4 separate regions of the Homo sapiens genome follow, and all the other regions are linked to region 1. The links are chromatin loops, found by intact Hi-C in ENCODE. Cell type or tissue: IMR-90. All regions are shown on one strand. Region 1 has its middle 41 kb from the start of KICS2. Region 2 overlaps SRGAP1 (SLIT-ROBO Rho GTPase activating protein 1). Region 3 has its middle 34 kb from the start of KICS2. Region 4 overlaps SRGAP1 (SLIT-ROBO Rho GTPase activating protein 1).

The links. Hi-C counts contacts between places; a loop is a spot of excess contacts. Peaks named below come from ENCODE experiments on the same cell type or tissue, not always from the same donor. Only the 100,000 strongest peaks of a DNase experiment are listed, where the experiment ranks them.
Region 2: a loop joins it to region 1, with 2.7 times the contacts of the local background. A loop is called at or near these places in 14 of 110 quality-filtered maps.
Region 3: it touches region 1 in a loop (2.6-fold over the local background); 37 of 110 quality-filtered maps call a loop at or near these places.
Region 4: it touches region 1 in a loop (6-fold over the local background); 9 of 110 quality-filtered maps call a loop at or near these places.

What each region holds. Positions count from the first base shown.
Region 1 is chr12:64,179,130-64,184,129 of GRCh38, forward strand. No RefSeq gene overlaps it. Among named protein-coding and RNA genes, the nearest start is that of KICS2, 41 kb to the right of the region's middle. RefSeq lists an enhancer at 2,024-3,223. In IMR-90, a CTCF peak has its summit at 2,762 (motif pointing left); DNase peaks (open chromatin) are centred at 2,022 and 2,482; H3K4me3 peaks cover 177 bases; H3K27ac peaks cover 2,729 bases.
Region 2 is chr12:64,080,549-64,085,548 of GRCh38, forward strand. All of the region lies in intron 10 of SRGAP1 (SLIT-ROBO Rho GTPase activating protein 1), which reads left to right. Among named protein-coding and RNA genes, the nearest start is that of KICS2, 140 kb to the right of the region's middle. In IMR-90, no CTCF peak of the experiment used is centred here; a DNase peak (open chromatin) is centred at 2,863; H3K27ac peaks cover 1,299 bases.
Region 3 is chr12:64,253,815-64,258,814 of GRCh38, forward strand. No RefSeq gene overlaps it. Among named protein-coding and RNA genes, the nearest start is that of KICS2, 34 kb to the left of the region's middle. In IMR-90, a CTCF peak has its summit at 2,547 (motif pointing left); a DNase peak (open chromatin) is centred at 2,537.
Region 4 is chr12:63,916,261-63,921,260 of GRCh38, forward strand. All of the region lies in intron 1 of SRGAP1 (SLIT-ROBO Rho GTPase activating protein 1), which reads left to right. Among named protein-coding and RNA genes, the nearest start is that of SRGAP1, 74 kb to the left of the region's middle. RefSeq lists an enhancer at 2,598-3,386. In IMR-90, no CTCF peak of the experiment used is centred here; DNase peaks (open chromatin) are centred at 421, 1,881 and 2,621; H3K27ac peaks cover 3,229 bases.

The sequences.
Region 1 (5,000 bases):
ACTGTGCGATGACCATGGGCCAATGGAAATCTTTTGAAAACTTGCTGGAAGGTCCACTGTGTAACCTACTTTGTTGTTTTTTAATCTGGATAAAGGACATTTCAGCCCGTAGCACCCAGGAAGGGTATTATGTGAATAAATGAGGTGTTCTCTTTCATGACTAATTTCTGTGCTTCTAGATAAATTTCCCTAATGAGGAGTTCTCTATTGAAATTTTCCTTCTTCCCTTCCTTAGTCCCTCTTCTCTCCCACAAATTGTAAGACATGTTTCATACCCTAGAAAAGCTCACAGTCTAATGAGTGAGAGAAGACATTTATTCCTTCATGGAGGTCTGAAATATCATAGCATTTCCAGTAGTACAAATAGTTTAGAAGGCTCAAGTCCAAGTCGAGAATAGACACATCTTACTCCAGCGAACAAGGCAGAAAGTTAAATGCCATGAGAGTGGGATGAACAATTGGGACAGGGTCCTTGAAGGAGAAGAAATTACTTCCAATAGGGGATATAGGGGAAAACTTAATACAAAAGGTGGCCTTTCCCTGGGTCTTTTAGGAGGCATAGGGTTTTGGCAGGTAAAGATGGCAAGAGGTGATGATCTATCCTAGATCAGAGGTTTTCTTTCTCTTTTTTTTTTTTTTTTTTTTTTTTTTTGAGATGGAGTCTTGCTCTTGTCACCCAGGCTGGAGTGCAGTGGTGTGATCTCGGCTCTGCAACCTCTGCCTCCTGGGTTCAAATGATTCTCCTGCTTCAGCCTCCCGAGTAGCTGGGATTACAGGCACCTGCCACCACACCCGGCTAATTTTTTGTATTTTTAGTAGTTGCATTTTAGTGGTTTCACCATGTTGGGCAGGCTGGTCTCGAACTCCTGACCTCAGGAGTTCTGCCCACCTCAGCCTCCCAAAGTGCTGGGATTACAGGTGTGTGCCACTGCGCCTGGCAGATTGGAGGTTTTCAAACTGCAATCCCTGGTCCTGCAGCATCAGCAACACTTAGAAATACAAAAGCCAGGGTCTTACCCTTGACCTGCTGAATCAGAAATGAGGCTTAGCATGCTTTGTTTAGCATCCCAGTGATTCTGATTCATACTTTATTGGAGAATCAATAATCTAGATTTAAGATCCTTAGCCTGGGGTCTGTGAATGTGGATAGGAAAAAAATACATCTTTATTTTCCCTAATGTCTAACTGAAATTTAGCATTTCCTTCCATTACAGATGTAGGCCATAAATTGCCACGATAATTATTAGGACCAATGCCATATCATGTTATTAAATGTATTAATAAAGAAGAATGCATACAACATAGCAGATTTTTAAAGATTTTTATAACTGTATTTCAATATAATTGGTTTCTTTGTAATTTCGTGTATCATTTTATACATTAAAAACATTGTGAGAAAGTGTATGCTTTGCAGGCTGCCAATGAAATCTCATCTTTTATCATACCAAAAATGTGAAGAACCCCTAGTCTAGAAGGATTCCAGACAAAGAAAACTCGGAGCAAAGGCAAGAAAATACATGGCCAGCCAAGTATTCCATTTTGCGTAAAACTGAGGTAAAGCAAGGAAATGCCGGAAGAGAAAAAAGAAAAGGCTGAACCTGATTGTCAGAACTGGACTTCTTCCAGCAGACTCTGGGGAGCTACTTAATCAGGACTTTTTAAAAAGAGGGAGCAAGAGGCAGAGCCAACGAGACACAACCAGCTCAGGGTTTTCAAAGAATTCCCTAGCAAAGGTAAGAAGGAAGGCCTGGAATAGAAAGAAACAGAAGGTGAGAGACCAAGCAGGAGATGAGATTTCTAATCCAGGCTTATCTAATAGCCCAAAGTGAAGAAAGAACTGACTATGAAAATGGGACGAATATGAGAGTGCTGTGAAAATTCAGCAGTGACTAAAACAGAAGAATCAAACATGACTCCAAAGTCTGAAGAGAAGGCGACTGGGACAAGAGTCATACTAAGAAAGAATTAAGGATGCCAAGTGGAGCAAGTCTGGCAAAGGAAAGTGCTGAGTTGCCTACAGGATATCCGGGTGAAAACATCCAGCAGTTATTTATCCGCCTGGGACAGTACTGACCTTTAAGACTTACTGTATCTCCTGAATAGCCTATTTGGACTTCATCAAGAGCTTTTCCCAAACAGGGATTTTTATCTTGCGGGCCCATGGACTCATGGGGAGTCCCATGAACCTCCCAAATTATTAAAGAAAATTTTATTTGTGTTCATGGACATTTGGGGAGAGGTATGTACTTTCATTACAAACTCAAGGAGCACGAAACTCCCTTTTCCCTCACAAAAATGTTAATACTCTCCATTCATCCTTCTAAACACTCCAAGCAAGGTAAGCCCTCTTGTCTGAAAATTTGGGGAGGGAGCATGAGTCTCAGAACAAACAGAAAATGCCTCAGGAACAAAGCAGCAGCAGCAGTTACAGTCATGCGTGGATGGTTCTGAGTCAGGAGAAGCTCACTGCACAGTCACCAGATGAGGAAGGCATTTGGAATGTCTTGGTTAAAACTCACTGGAAATGACAGAAGAGTTTCTGACTCATTTCTTGAACCAATTCTTGCCTGAATACCTGTCTCTACAAGAGCAGTCATTAATGCCCCAACCTTAAACAGTAAAAATTGTCATTTTTATAAACATCATACTGCTCAACTTCCCACTGTCCAAAGAAGCTGAGCTGCACGGGTTGTCCCAGGATGGAAAAGAAGCCACAGCCAAGAAGCTGTGTCTTGCTTTAGTGTTGCCATCTACTGGCTGGTGCTCACTGACTCTCATTCCCAATCTTTTCACTGCCAAAGGAAAGATTTTGCAATTAGGCTGCTTTTTTTATCCAGAGCCTCTCTAGACAGTTCAGTCCCCAAGAGGTCAAAAAAAAAAAGTTTTTTTTAACAGAAACCTACCAGCTCCAAAAAAAAAGTAAGGCAAGACCAAATGTCAACAATGTTACTAGGAAGCTTCAGCACTGACTAACAGAGTTTATGGTGAATGCTCCCTAAATGTTAGCCCCACATAATTAAGACAAAAGATGCTTTTAATGTGTTGTATATGAAGTGATTATGAATAAGCAGAGGTTTGTGCCCACAGAATGGAATAGGGATATAACAGCATTGAAAATTGTTATTGTTGTTGTTGTTTCGTTAAAAGTAATTCTCTTTGCTAGGCTGTGTGTAGAAAGTGGTTATCCTGGTAAGCTTAATAAACATAGTGCCGGGGATTCTGGCTGAATAGCTGAGAGTTAGAATTGAATGGGTTCTCACATACCCCATGGAGGCAGGAAGCAAGGACCAGGTTCCCCAAGTGAGGACTTTGTTGCTCTTATTGAACTACAATGAAAGGGTCTTGTACACTTACTTCATAAGCCCATGGCACTGACCAGAACAGCAAAGATTCTTTATTTCCGAATGCCATAGTAACTCTTTTCACTATTCTTTCGTGTGTGTGTGACAGTACTCACTCTGTCACTCAGGCTGGAGTGGCATGATCTTGGCTCATAGCAGCCTCCATCTACCAGGCTTAGGTGATCCTCCCACCTCAGCCTCCTGACTAGCTGGAACTTACAGGCACATGCCACCACACCCAGCAAAATTTTTTTTCTTGTATTTTTTGTAGAGATGGGGTCTCACCGTGTTGTCCAGACTGGTCTCAAACTCCTGGGCTGAAGTGATCTGCCACCCTCAGCCTTCCAAAGTGCTGGGATTACAGGCATGAGCCATGCCTGGCCTCTCTTCACTCTTCTTGTGTTCACTTCCTCCTTCCCTGGTTTTTTGTTTTTATTACTTTTCTTCCTTTCCTCTTTATGAACTGTCTAACCCCACATCTACCTTCCACCTCATCATACTGGCACAAACTAAGAGCTAAAAGGAAAAGAGAGTTGCACTTAATTCTCCTCATTCATATGCTTTTCCCTTCTTTTCCTTTTTGCTTTTTAATCCAGCAAAGCACCTTATCTTTCACTCACGTTCACATTAAAATTTAGAAGACTGATCATGTTTGGCCTTTCCGTCCAATATCACCTTCCTATAAAATCAATACATATGGGTGATAAACGTAAGTCACAACCACCATCTTATGCATCAGCAAGCCCGCAGCACGTAATACAATTAAAGACTTTTTTGTTGATTAATGAAAGGAGAGGTTGCTAATCCTTTCCTCCTATAACTTAAGGAACAGAAGGAGGAAGAAAGAATATAGTGCCCTTAGATGTCAATTGTCCCTCCTCCCTCCTTTGCGGTCAGGACCCCTCAAAAAAAAAAAATTCGCTCAAGGAGTTATTGAAGGTTTCAAAGAGGAGAGAGGAGAGGTTTACATTGTAACCTCACAACTGACACCCTGAGAGACCTCCCCCTATGCATTCTCCACCTGCTTTGCTGTAGTGCATCTAAGGGTCTATTTAATTCTACTAGGCTGAGTTGAGCCTCTTGGCTCCTCTCTCTATCACACCCAGCCATCTCTTCCCCCTGAACCATATTCTTTCTCCAGGGAAGGAAAAATGAAAGCCTTGCAGGTAATAAGGCCAATCCTACTCCAAGTATCTCCTCAAAGTATTTTCTCTAAACATTTAATACTTTCCCTAAGAATTTTCTTACCAGCTGTTAAGTAGTTGACATTTTTTCAATATTGTTACAATTCCCACCTGTAAAGTTTGATAAATCTATACGATTTTTTTTTAAAGCTAGATATCTCTTCAGGTGCTGGTGGTCCCCCTTCCTTGGAAGTTAATTCCCTGAGGACAGAGACAAAAAACTTATCTTCCTCTCCTCAATGTCATTCATCCATCCTTTTAAAATCAAGCAAGACTATAGGGGCTCAACTTTAATAACATAAAACATTATTGCTCCTGGAGATCTGTGTTGGTTTTCAAACTAAAAATGACATTTAATAAATACTATAAGAAGCACTTTCTCAAGCTTTCCAAGGACAACTATACTTGCTAGACTAGATAGTTACATTCACAAAAACTGGCCTTGTTATTAAAAAACATAGTAGGAAAAAATATG
Region 2 (5,000 bases), 99 kb before region 1:
AGCATGGTGCTAACCTTGAGGAAGCGTAGTGAAATCTAGGGAGGGCTGGAAAGTCAATACCGAGCTCCTAGGGAGGGATCTTCAGAGTGTGGTGCTCCTGATCGTAGAAAAGTCTGGAAACACTGCCCCTCCCCTACCTGCTGACCCCCCAGTCTCTTCTTCCTTCCCTTCTCAGACTTCTGCACCCTTCCAACCCCACCCCTGTTTGTTTTAATGGGCGAGTATTTGTTGTTCCATCTGTTGCCTGTTTAGACTCTGGAAACCAGTTAAACCAGTTTGGGTGATTTTTTTCTTTCAGCAGGCATTGGCTGTAGTTGAGAAACAATCTTAAAGTATAAGTAGATTGCTATGTCTAATAATAGTAACAAAACAACAGCAACAGCTAACACTTGAAAGGCTTTCTCTGTGCCAGGCTTTGTTCTGAGTTGTATATTTTACTGTGCACTAATAATTTCTCCGTTTTTACAAATGAGGAAACTGAGGGGAGGCATGAGAATACAGGCAAAGGGGACTGTATAAATGTTAATGTTTCTCTTTGTCTTTATGAAATTTAAAAGGAAAAAAATAAATACAAGCCAAGTTCCTGTCTTAAGTGCTTCATAGTCTGTAACTTTATCTTTTATTCACACTAGACCCTGCCAGAAGTTAGAAAAAGTAAAAGAGAATGTGGAAGGGAGTGGGAAATGAGAGGACTGAGTTGTGTGAGTAACTCAGGTCAAAAAAGAGATTGCGCCTCTTAGACCTAAATTCTTGCCTCCCACAATTCTGGAACCTTCCTTAACCATAAAGTTTCTATCACCTTATCTCCTGGTTTCCACCAAAGAACTCATCATCCTCAGGGAATGACCACATGGAGAAAGGTTATCATGACCTAAGAACCATGTCTGACACAGTTAGGATGAAAAGGCCAATTACACCTAGAAGGAAAAAAAAAAAACAACGCAAACTACTAAAAAGTGTCATTAAAAAATAAAATAACCAAATACAATGTATGAACCTTCACACACTAGATTAAATTAGATACTGAATCAAAAAGCAAAAGTTATGAAAGACATTTTAAGAACAATTAGGGAAGTTGAAATACAGACTGTATATTAAATAATATTATTGAATTAGTGTTAATTTTCCTAGATATGATAATGGTATTGTGATTATAAAGAAGAACATTCTTATTCTTAAGAAATGCTTGCTAAAGTGTCATGATGTCTGCAACTTACCTTCAAATGGTTCTAAAAAAAAAAAGAGGGAGAGAGAAAGAAGGTACAGTCAATGTGGCAAACATTAACAGCCGGAAAATCTACATGAAGGGGATAAGGATACTTCCTGTACTGCTCTTTTAACTCTTCTGTAGGTTTGAACTTTAAAAAAAAAAAAAAGTCTTTTTATCTTTGAATAGTTTTCTTATAATTGTGTCCTGTTTTTTCTTTTTTCCCTCACAGTGTCATGTAAGGTCTTTTTTTTTTTTTTTTTTTTTCAATTTTTCACAAATGCCTGATATTTCAAGTGATGCCCTCAAGGTCAGTTGCCAGGCCCAAAGCATAAATTATCCTAAGTGTAGATGAACGCTTATAGGCACAAAGTCCTACCCTATGAGGATGGATACCACTTTAGAAATTGTGTTTGAGAGCATGAAGTAGTGGGGGAATTCATTCTTGGCACTGCTTGCAGACACATGTGTTAATATGCTTGGGGCCACATTCTGAAACTTTTATGGTACCTATTCAACATGGATTCTCTTGTGTCTCCTAGAGAGAAAGCCCCAATGGTTAATATTCTTCTACATGTCATTATTGGATGGGGCTATATTCTAGCCAATTTATTGAGTCCACATGCCAAATTCCGTCTTTAGCTGCTGAACTGCATAAATCTGTATTATACTTTGTGAACTGCAAGCCAGAATTTTCTTTTTTTTTTTTTTTGAAATGGAGTTTCACTGTCATCGCCCAGGCTGGAGTGCAGTGGTGCAATCTAAGCTCACTGCAACCTCCACCTCCCAGGTTTAAGTGATTCTCCAGCCTTGCCTGCTGAGTAGCTGGGATTACAGGCATTTGCCACCACGCCCAGCTAATTTTGTATTTTTAGTAGAGACAGGGGTCTCACCATGTTGGCCAGGCTGGTCTCGAACTCCTGACCTCAGGATCCACCCACCTTAGCCTCCCAAAGTGCTGAGATTACAGGCATGGGCCACCGTGCCCAGCTCAGGATTTCTTTATCTTGGAATTTTTTTCAACGGGCTCTGGTATACCAGGGACACAAGCTGTGCTGACGTGTATAAAACCTTCACAGGACTCCATTTATGCTGCAGAAGAAACTGGATAGCTTTCATCCATCAGCAGCAGGCACACTAGCCTCTGCCCACTGGTTGCAGACATCTCTGCTTCCTAGCCCTGCCCCTTTTGCAGGCTGGGTGGCACACCAATTGCTGGTCACTGCCTGGATATGACACTGACAAATTTGCCCAGAGAAAAGCTGAGCATGGGAGACATGCCCCACCTTTTAACTCAACCATTATAAGCCTGCTGGCTTTCTGTGCAAGCCCTCTTCATGTTAATAGGCTACATCAAAGGAGACCAGGAGAGTTAATGGCGCCCATCACATAGTGAAGTAATCCCATGGTGAGCTCTTATGGAGGAATCTGAGTCCAGATTTGGTGTGATAGGGTTACTAATACAGGATTCAATGGTTATGTTTGGGGACAGTCCTGACTTTTTATATAGAAATCACCTCTCTGAAGTATACTAGACTCACCGCTGCAAAAACTGCCTTCATAGTAAAACAAATAGAGCCTAACCCGAAGATTTAGCAGTTGCTCGTACACAGCTGAATCTGTAACTACAGACATGTGTTTGGCCTGCCTTACTGCTCGCTTTTTGGTAGGCTGCCAATGGCCCAGTAAGTTCTTTGATTTACAACATTGTGAAGCAACTAGATTGGGCTCTTAAAGTGGCACTGTCAAAATTCAGAATTCCAAATCTTTGAAAACTACTGAAATAGAAAGAAGCACGCAATGAGTTGTTAAGACCAAACTCATTATTATCATTTTCTTCATCCCTCAGCAACACCATTGTATCTTTTTGTGATGTCATTTGTTTTTAAATCATAGAAGTTAAATTGACCACAGTAAATGAGATATACATCTATAAAACTGAGGCACTGATTTTTTTTTTCTTTTTCAGTAATGAGCCTTAATGTTCACATTGGCTTCTTTGTGTGCAGCATTTGGAGTTAAGGGGGTGCAAATATCAGTGCGATTTTGCTAAATAAAAAATCTGATACTAGGAGCTGAGCTCCATATTTTATTGCTTCTTGCCCTGGGCATAAGGTTTCTGACAAAGGAATTTAATAGATTATCCTCATACAATCCATTGTCTGTCTTTGAGTAGGAGTACAAGTATACTTTCAAAAGGGAAGCTGAATGTGAGTAATTATGGTTTTTTAGAAAAGCACTGCAGTAGTTGGTATTCTTAAGGAAGAAAAAGGACTGGAAAGTAATGCCAGGAGTTCTCATCAGTCATTCATTAGGGAGCAAATCCAGGATGCCTGTGTCTCATTTGAGCCATACACATTTTAAGTATTTTATCTCCTTTTTTAAAATATCAAATTGCCACCAAACTGTATTTTGGTTATCCCATTAACTATATGTAGGAGATAAAATGCATTTAGGTGTGAAAAATAATTCACTTCATAATTCTCGAGTGAAATTTAAGAGTAGCTGAAAAAAAATGTTTGAACCAAGAACAAGTTAAGCCTGGGTTATTTTTTTCCTTCAAAATGGCTTATATGTTGGGGGGTGTGGCGAGGGGAAGGAGTGGTCCGTTGTTTTTAATAATTAAGTAGCTTTCCAAAGAAAATGATTGAAATCTAATCCTCAGACTGCTGGAAGCTTTCACATTTCTCTGGGAAGAAGAGTCTTCTAAGCTTGTGTGTTATTGATCTATTAATGATGATACTGATTAAAAAATAAAACCTCATTCATCAGTTGAGACACACTCAGGACTATTAGCTGAAAAAACGATGGATGTGGTAGTGTGGTTATACTGTGAATCATAGTTCTTGCAAAGCACGCTCTTGGTTCATTATTCAAAATGTATCTTTTATAGGTTTTTAATTTTTTATCTCATACTATTAACTATGGATGGATGGAGCAAAATAATTTTAAGCATTTTACATATCATTTTCTAAATCTAGGGAATAATTTGTTAGGATATTGTTACAAAAATAGCAGAATTTCAAAGTTATAACACATTTCATTTCTAAGGAATTCTCATTGGCATCATTATTGAATCACTTGAAAGTGATTACCTATGTTATTAAATTTACATTTATAGATATTAATTTAATAATGTACATATTTATAGAATTTATTAAATTTATTTAAATATTCAGTATTTTGTATTTGGCTTTAGGCATATGAGGCAGACAGAATTGTAAGCCATAATACCTACCTTTCTTCTAGGATCTTTCAAAGTATTTGCCAGGAAAAAAGACTTACGTTTTTAAAGGTGGTACATTATAGTGCTTGGGAGCTAGTACATTATAGTTCCTGGGATCTCAGGACTGGGATTAAAACAAACTTGGACCTGAGTGCCACACCCACCCCATACTAATAGCGTGACCTTGGGCAAGTCACTTTTCTATATGCTCAGTCTTTTCTGTAAAATAAGGATAACAATAGAAGCTACCTCATAAAGTCGTTGTGAAAATTGTGAGTTAATATATGTAATATAAAGTGCTTATAATGGTGTCTAATAAATATTAGACATCATTGCTGTTTTTATTGTTGTTACTAATATATATTGCATCATACCTAATTAGACTTAATGCTGTCATAAAGTATGCAACATAACAACATAATACAACACAAGCCAGACAGTTTCTCTACCCTCAACCCTTTGCACATTCTACTGCCTCACACTGGGTGATCTTACGTGGCTCGTATGGACCCAACACAACCTAAATGGTGGTGACTCTCACATCTTTATCTCCAGCCCTGTCTTTTC
Region 3 (5,000 bases), 75 kb after region 1:
CTCCCACCTCAGCGCCCAACCCAAGTAGCTGGGACTGCAGACATATGCCACCATATCTGGCTGTTTTTTTGTTTTCTTGGGTTTTGCCATGTTGTCCAGGCTGGTCTCAAACTTCTGGCTCAAGCGATCCTCCCACTTCAGCCTCCCGAAGTGCTGGGTTTACAAGTGTGAGCCACCATGCCTGGCCTAGATTTCAACTTGAAAGTCTGTGAGGTGGCTAGGAATGGTGGCTCACACCTGTAATCCCAGCACTTTAGGAGGCTGAGGCAGGTGGATCGCTTGAGCTCAGAAGTTCAAGACCAGCCTGGGCAACATAGTGAGACCTCGTCTCTATATATTTTTTAAATAAATAATAATTTTTAAAAAAAGAAAGTCTGTGGGGTTTATTGGATAATTTAAAGTTTTATTTTCATTTCAATAAAATGCTTGTGATTTAAAGTGCCTGTGTTTGCATTATTTACATTGATCCAATGTTTGTCCCTAAGTGGGAGAACTTTGTCTCCGGTCAAAGAGAGAACAGAGGTAGACTTTACCATAGTGAAATGTTCAAGCCAAGTGAAACACAGAAAGATGCATGGCCTGTAAATAAAGACTTGTAGTGTTTCAGAAAGAGAAAAGTGGAACATGATCACAGAAGGATGCTGAATTCAAGAGTGTATTGTAGCATTTTACTATATTCACTTTGCAAAAAGAAATGTATTTTCAGGAAAACATCATGCATCATATTGATATTAATTTGCATTAATTTAATAAACTTTTAGATTATAAATTTGTTGATTTTATAAGAATACAATAAGTTTTCTTACATGTACATTTATGTTAGTATGTATTATAGAAGCATGACAGCAAAAATGATTTAATTTTGAAGGTTTGCAGAAATTTTTATTTTTTATTTGTTTTATAGATGTGGGGTCTCACTATGATGCGCAGGCTGGTCTCAGACTCCTGGGCTCAGGTGATCCTGCCACCTCAGCCTCCCAAAGTGCTGGGATTACAGGCATGAGCCACCACGCCCAGCCTGAAGGAATTTTTAAAGTATAAGAATCAGTGCTGATACAACACCGAAAGCATAAGTAATAAAAGGAAAAATAGACACGAGACTACATCAAACTAAAAAGCTTCCATGCAGCAAAAGAAATAACCAACAGAGTGAAAAGGCAACCTATGGAATGAGAGAAAATGTTTGCAAACCATGTATCAGATAAGGGGTTAATATCCAAAATATGTAAGAAACTCATTGAATTTAATAGCAAAAATACCAATAACCTGATTTGAAAATGGGCAAAGGATCTGAATAGACATTCCTCCAAAGTAGACATACAAATAGCCAACAGGTTTATAAAAAGATGCCCAGAGCCAGTCATGGTGGTTCATGCCTGTAATCCCAACACTTGGGAGGCTGAGGCAGGCAGATCGCTTGAGCCCAGAAGTTCAAGACCAGCCTGAGCAACATAGTGAGACATCGTCTCTACAAAACAAAAACTTTTTTAAAATTAGGTTGTAGTGGCACACACGTAGTCCAGCTACTCGGGAGGCTGAGGTGGATTGCTTGAGCTCAGGAGGTCAAGACTGCAGTGGGCCATGCTCCAGCATGGGTGACAAAGCAAGACTGTATCTCAAATACACATACACACACATACACACATGATGCCCAGTGTCACTAATCATCAGGGAAATGAAAGTCAAAACTACAGTGAGATATCACCTCACACTTGTTAGCATGGCCATTACCAAAAATACATAAAATAAGCGTTGAGGATATGGAGAAATTTCAACATGTGTACACTGTTGGTGGGAATGTAAAATGCTGCAGCCATATGGAAAACAGTATGAAAGTTTCTCCAAAAAATTAAAAATTGAAGTGTTGTATGATCTAGCAATACCACTTCTGGTATTTATTCAAAAGAATTGAATCAAAACAGGATCTTGAAAAGATATTTGTACTCCCATGTTCATTGCTGTATTATTCACAATAGCCGAGAGGTAGAAAAAATCTGAATGTCCGTCAGTGGATGAATGGATAAAGAAAATGTGGTATATACAGACAATGGAATATTATTCAGCAGAGCTGTCCTGCAATATCTGCCATTATTTATTTCTACGGGGAAATTATTCTGTCTTCCACATAGCTGACCTATAAATGAAGGTGTTAAAAAGAGAAGGAAATCCTGTCACATGCTGCAACAAGAATTTGGAAGACATTATGCTAAGTGAAATAAGCCCATCTCAAAAACAACAACAACACTGCCTGATTCTTCTTACATGAGGCATCTAAAGGAGTCAAACTCATACAAACTAAAATGGTGTTTTTGGAGAGGGGAAAGTTAGTTGCAGTTTGATGGGTATAGGATTTCAGTCATGCTAGATGAGACCTTTCTAGAGATATGCTGTACAACAATGTGCATATAGGTAACAATCATATACACTTAAAATTTTGTTAAGAGGGTACATCTCAATATGAATTTTTCACAATTAAAAAAAATCAATATTCCATAGGTTAGACCAAAGTTTTGCCTTTCTTTCTCTTCCTAATCCAACTATGCCCTCTGGTGGTGATAGTTGCTAATAGAAGTAAAATAACTACTCCTTTGTATCCTTTCCAAATTCATTTTGTAGGTCAGCTGTGTGGAAGACAGAATAATTTCCCTGTAGAAACAAAGTTGTAAATAATGGCAGATGTTGCAGGACAACCCACCAAAACCCATATAAATCTTACTTGAAACAGTATTGAGAGTAGCCCTCTATCACTTGATTTACACCCTCCTTCTTCCGTCCCACCCTCCTTGTTGGTGAAACAAATGAAAAATCCCATATCCACAGTCTACTCTGTCCCCATCACCATCAGAAGTAGAAAGAGGAAAGAGAAGGGAAGAGGATTCGTGCTTCCGCCAAATTTAACAGCTTTATTTATAGGCACACTTTCTGTCCTGAAACCCCACACCCATCCTGCGGCCTTCAAAGGAGTGGACCACCTAGAAACTTAAACGTCCTCTTTGCCTCTTTCAGAATCTTAGGGCAAATATTAAGAAGACCTTGCATTCTAAAAATGAGCCGGGCGTGTTGTTTGGCGCCTGTAGTCCCAGCTACTCGGGAGGCTGAGGCAGGAGAATGGCGTGAACCCGGGAGGCGGAGCTTGCAGTGAGCGGGGATCGCACCACTGCGCTCCAGCAACAATGCGAGACTCCGTCTCAAAAAAAAAAAAAAAAAAAAGAAGACCTTGCATTCTTTTCTCTTGCTCAACCTATAGTCCTTAGCTCTCCAGGGCATCACCATGTTGCCCAGGCTGCTCTTGAGCTCCTGAATTCAAGCAATCCACTTGCCTCGGCTTCCCAAAGTGCTGGGATTACAAATGTTAGCCACTGTGCCAGGCCAGTAATTCCAAAGTCAAAGTCACCAGAGTCTCCAGAGTCAAAATCACCTTCTAAGTAGAAGGCAACAAAAAAGAAAAAGAAGACCAGGAAAAATAAAATGGAAAAAAAAGAAAAACCTCTTCCACCCAAGGTCTACTCATACCTGGAAATCTCTACGATGTATAACCAATAAACCTCCAAAGACCTTGTCTTTTCCCAGCTTTATAAAACTTTCCCCCAGTCCCTTCTAGGGGCTGGCTGGAAGAAGGAAGGGATGAGGGATGGAACAATCCCAGTCTAGTTGGTGTACATCATATTCCATTAATGCTTGATTGTCTTTTTTTTTTTTTTTTTTTTTTTTTTGAGATAGAGTCTCACTTTGTCACCCAGGCTGGAGTGCAGTGGCATGACCTTGGCTCACTGCAACCTCCGCCTTCCGGGTTCAAGTGATTCTCCTGTCTCAGCCTCCCGAGTAGCTCGGATTACAAGCACGCGATGCCACGCCCGGCTAATTTTTGTATTTTTAGTAGAGACGGGGTTTCACCATGTTGGCCAGGCTGGTGTCAAACTCCTGACCTCAAGTGATCCACCCGCCTCAACCTTCCAAAGTGCTGGGATTACAGGCCTGAGCCGCCACACCTGGCCCAATGCTTGATTTTCTTGTGTGCTCAACTATTGTTTGTGCTGTATGATTCCCAGGGCCTCTCCCCGGGAAGGGACAAGAATGACATGGACCCTGCTGTATGTAAACACATTTTTTTTGTTGTTGTTATTTGGTTGGTTGGTTAGACGGTCTCAGTCTGTCTGCCAGGATAGAGTGCAATGGCGCCATCATAGCTCACTAAATCCTATTTCTAAGGAACTAGAAAACTGTGGAATATTATCAAATCCACTCAAAGTGACAAGAGGAAAAAAATCTATATTATGATTTTAGTGATATAGGAAAAAAGAGCTGGAAGAGCATATAGACAAAAACACTTGGATTGTTTAGAATGACCTGATGTTGGTGCATTATTTAATTTGGAATTACCGGCCGGGTGCAGCAGCTAACACTTGAAATCCCAGGACTTTGGGAAGCTGAGGTGGGCAGATCACTTGATTCTAGGAGTTTGAGACCAGCCTGGGCAACATGGTGAAACCCTGTCTCTACAAAAAAAAAAAAAAAAGTAAATATTATCTGGGCATGGAGGCACATGCCTGTAGTCCTAGCTACTCAGGGGGCTGAGATGGGAGGATTGCTTGAGCCCAGAAATTCAAGGCTGTGGTGAGCTGAGATCGTGCCACTACACTCCATGCACTCCATGCACTCCAGTCTGAGTGACAAAGCGAGACCCTGTCTCAAAAAATAATAATAATAATAATTTGGAATTATGCAAACATTGGTATAATGCATAATTTTGTATAATGATAAATGAAAATATTGACTGTTTTATATTGTCAAAATGCAAAACTTAAAAACTTAAAAGAGGCTTAACACAACCCTTTATTGTATCTCACAATTCTGTGGATTGGATGGGCAGTTCTTCTACAGGTCTCACCTGGGTTTCCCACGAGTTTGCTGGGAAAGGGCAGCTGGTGCTCTTCTGTGTGGTCTCTCCATGCCTATGATGTCATCCTCCAAGGCCTCTCTACGTGGTGGCTTGGAAACAG
Region 4 (5,000 bases), 260 kb before region 1:
GGGATCTGCCCACCTTGACCTCCCAAAGTGCTGGGATTACAGGCATGAGCCACCATGCCCAGCCTGAAAGGTTGTTTTATAATTCCTTCATTACAAATCAGGCAGATCCCCACCAGTTTGAGACACCTTTAGGTGGGTGATGAGAAACTGTGTGCCATCTTTGAGGAGCATGATTTCCTTAGTTCATTCAGTTAGTAAACATTTATTACTTGTCTGCAGCAGCTCAGCCAGCTCTATACCAGACGCTGGGAAAACAAATGTCATCCGTGGTCTTGAGATGCTAAAAGTTTAAAGGGGAGATGGACAAAATAACTAAAACTGAAAGCAGTAATTACATACTGTAGGAAATGTGTGCAGAGTGTTCTAAGCATAGAGGGGCTGGAGGGAAATGACGGGGAACATTTGAATCAGGAAGAAATTCCAGAGGAAGTTGTGACTATGCTGAAAGCTGAGAAGGGGCATAAGGTGCCTAGGATGATATAAAAGTCATGAGATTTAAGAAAGGTCTGGGAATCGCATGCAGGCCAGTAGACTTAATGAGAAGTAGTTAGGGTGTGAAATGTGACAAAAATTAAGTACTCTTCTGCTCCACCCTCTATCCATTTATTTCTCCTTGATTAATTTTGGGGAAGTTGTGGTTTGGATCTGAGAGGAGAGTGTGCCATTTGATCAAAACCACGAGGCCAGATCATTTTCCAGTACCACCAAGGATCATTTGGCATGGGCTGCTGATTTCTGCTGTGGTCTCACCTTGCTCAGCAAGGTCAGATTGCATATAGATTTCATGTGTTCACTTTAAGGAATCTCACTTGTGAGATTTAGTCATATTGCAAGCTTTATATCTACCCCATGGGATATAACATATGGGATATGCTATTTAATGGCAGTTATGCAGATTAAATGAGCAAATATATGTACAACACTAATAATAAATACTGCCTGATACATAGTAAACACCGTATAAAGCGTTATTATTGTTATGATGAGTAATTATTATTCATCTGGGATTCTCCTGAGTCGTCGGAACCCCTGGGCTGTCCTTTGGACCTGGAGCCTGAGCAGAACTGGAAAAGACTCCCAGAAAGACCTAGGGCTCTCTAAGACAGTATGGTCCATTAGAGGTATGGATGCCTGGGTCTTGGCTAGAGTCCAGGGTGGAAAATATAGGTCAGTTCACTGAAAAGTTCATTTTTATTGTGAGTGTGTTGGGAGCAATGTGAGTCAACAGCACTGCGCAGTTGCTCCTTTTGAATTTGCTACCATAATTTTTGGAAGGGACTGCATGGGCTTCACAGCAGCGAAGGCCCTGGGTTTTACTACTATAAAATAAGTCATCATCTAGGATGTGAAAGAGCTTGCTTTCTGTTTTGTTTTAAAAGGATATATTATAGCTGATAGTGCAAATCTACTCTTAAGAATTTCTAATTACTATTTGAATATGGTCTCTATTTCAGAACCTGCTTAGGCCCAAATTTGAAAACAGTTTATAATGAACCTGCTTTCTGTAATTCTTGTACACACCAATTTCCCACCCTGCTTTCTGTAATTCTTGTACACACCAATTTCCCACGCTAGCTGTGAGAAGTTCATGGGATGATGTGTCTGTGTTGTTTATCCTACAGAAAACCGTGAATAAATGGCTGTTATTTTTGCTATTCTCGTCTTGCTGATTTCCTATGCTAGTGGCTAGCACAAATGCAAGATTATATTGTGCCATACTCACTGGAAGTTTGGTGGCTACAAGATTTCCCTAGCACATGGCCTTAGTCTGAGCAAACTGTAGCAACAACTATAGGATGCCCAATTGGTTCACATTTTAAAATTGGGTGTGGACAAAATCAGTCATAGTAAAACTGCGTAAAGAATGCAGATTGCTCAAAGCTATGTCCTTGAGCAATAAAAAGCCGCTTTTTATGAGGAAATTACACTGTCGTTGTGCAAGAATAATATTGTGCTGGACAAAGTGCTAAATTCTTTTTTTAATCATCACAACCCCTCCTCCCCCCATTACCCTGTTTTAGAGATGAGAAAACGGAAACCCAGTGAAGTTAAGCAACTCATTCAAGGTCACCCAGCTAAGAAGACTAATGAGAGCCTTGATTTGAACCTGGAAGTGTCTGACTTCAGGGTTCATGAACTAAGCCTTTTATGCTCTATTGCTTTCTCTCTTTTTTTAAGACAAGCCTCACTCTGTCACCCAGGTTGGAGTGCAGTAGTGCAGTCATGGTTCACTGCAGCCTCTGCCTCCCAGGCTCAAGTGACCCTCCCACATCAGTCTCCTGAGTAGCTGGAACTACAGTCATGTGCCACCATGCCCAGTTAATTTGTGTATTTTTTGTAGAGATGAAGTTTTACCATGTTGCCCCAGCTGGTCTCGAATCCCTGGGCTCAAGCAATCTGCCTACCTCGGTCTCCTAAAGTGCTGGGATTACAGGCGTGAGCCGTTGCACCAGCCAGTGCTCTATTGCTTTGTTTGCACTATCTAGGCCATTTGTTCATCCATTTATTCATTTATTCCATAAATATTTATTGTATATGCCGAGTACTCTTCTAGGCCTGGAAATACTGTGGTGAACAAGAATGTCAAAGACTCCACAGTTAGGGAGTTTGCATTCTAATGGGAGAGACTTAAAATAAACAAGGAAATGAGTGCATGAGTGTGAGTCAGTGTGTATGTATATATTCTTTGGGGAGTGACGTGTGCTATAAAGACAAATGAAGTTCAGAGAAGAGGTATGTTAGTTATTTCGTATTTTGGTTTTTTTGGGGAGGGGTGTTTTTTGTGTTTTTGTTTGTTTAGTTGGTTTTTAGAGACAGGATCTTGCTCTGTGGTGCAGGCTGGAGTGCAGTGGTGTAATCTCAGCTCACTGCAACCTCCGCCTCACGGATTGGAGTGATTCTCCCACCTCAGTCTCCTGGGACTGGAAGCTGGGACTACAGGCACACACCACTATGCCTGGCTACTTTCTGTATTTTTTGTAGAGACAGGGTTTCGCCATGTTGCCCAGGCTGATCTGGAACTCCTGGGCTCAAGTGATCCACCTGCCTTGGCCTCCCAAGGTGCTGTGATTACAGGTGTGAGCCACCATGCCTAGCCAATATTTTAATCGTTTTAACTTAACATTTAATATATATTTGTATATTAATGATCCACCTGCCTTGGCCTACCAAAGTGCTGGGATTACAGGTGTAAGCCACTGTGCCTGGCCAATATTTTAATTGTTTTAACTTAACATTACATATATATATATATATATATATACACATACACACACACACAACTATGTTTGAAAATTATAAAGGATAACAGTGTCATATGTATGACTTACCACCTAATCTACAAACAAAAGCCCTGCCAATTCTGTCGCACTTATCTGTGCTCTGCCCCATCCCATATACCTGCCTATCTTTTGAAGCAACTACTTCCTAATTTTTTTCTTTCTCTTGCCTTTTTTTAAAAAATGTTATTTATCCCTTAAAAATATGCTCATAAGTACTATACAGCTAATTTTGCTTGTTTGTTTTGATTTGTAAAAATAGTATAACTGTTTGACATTGTTGCATGTAGCTGTAGTTCATTCATTTTAAAAGCTGAATTATGTGTTGTTGGGTGAGTATGCAGAATCAATTGATTCATTGCCCTGTTGGTGGATATTTGGATTGTTTCCAGCTTTCTGCTATTTGAACAATGTTGCTGAACATTTTCATGTGTTCCTATTAACACACATATACAGGAGTTTCTCCATGGCCTATTGCTGGGAGTGGAATTGCATGGTTATTGGGTATGTCAGTGTTCAAGTTCACATGATACGACTGCATTGTTTTCCGAAGGAGCATCACCAGTTTACATTCCCACTCATAAGTGATTAAGAGCTCCAGCAGACCCACTTTTTATCAGCACGTGGTATTATAAAACATCTTAATTTTTGCCAGTCTGGTGGGTATAACATTGCATTGTGGTCTTCATTGACATTTCCTGATAACTATTGAGATATAGCCTCTGAAGAGGTGACTTGAGCAGAAACCTGAATGAAGTGAACGACCAAACCATGAATGACTGATGGGTGGAATGTTCCAAGGCAACAAAACACAGGCTGAAATTATCCTGAGATGTCCATGGAGTAGCAAGAGAGTCCTTGTGAATAAAGAGAAGTGAGCTGGAGATACAAGGTTGGGAAGGAGTGGAGAGGCTAGTTCTCCTAGAACCTGGGATGCCATGGTAAATACTGTACTTTAGACTTGATATGAGAGTATGAGAAGACATGACAAGGCGATTAGAAGGGAGGAATGTGATTTGATTAATGTTTTTAAAATATGTTGGCTTCTATGTGATTGGATTATAGGGGATGATGAGAATGAGACCCTAGAGATGAGTTGGATATGCAGAAGTTAAGGCAAGAGATAGTTCTGGCTTCTGTCAGTGTTGGTGAAGAAGGTGGTGAGAAGCTAGATTCAGGACATAGTTTGAAGGTAGGCTGGTGAGTGAGACCTGTAAATGGTTTGGATGGAGGTGTGAAAAAGGGAGGAATTAAGGATAATATCCTGGTTTGGGAGTGAATAACAGAGAATGTAGATCCATTGACGAAATGGGAAAGACCTTGAAAAGAAGAGTAGGGTTGGGGAGAAAATGAAAAGTTTTTTTAATATGGAGAATATATATTCATTGTATTTGTAGCTACCTACTTGACATGTCATCTGTTGATGTTTCAAAAGTACCTTCAATTAAACATGTACAAAACTGAACAAATGCTTTTTTGTCCCACCCTTGAACTTCTTCCTTATCTCAGTGAGTGGTGGCCCATCCATCTGGTTCGACAAGCCAGAAATCTGGTAGTCATCTTTAATATCTCCCCCTAGCTTGTCACCAGTACCACTCCATTACCACCACCTGACAGTTTACTTCTAAAATATCTCTAGAATGTGTTCATTTATTTCCATCTCCATCGTGATCACTCTAATGCCAGCTACGTTACCACCAGTTTGCACCTTGAGTGCTGTCG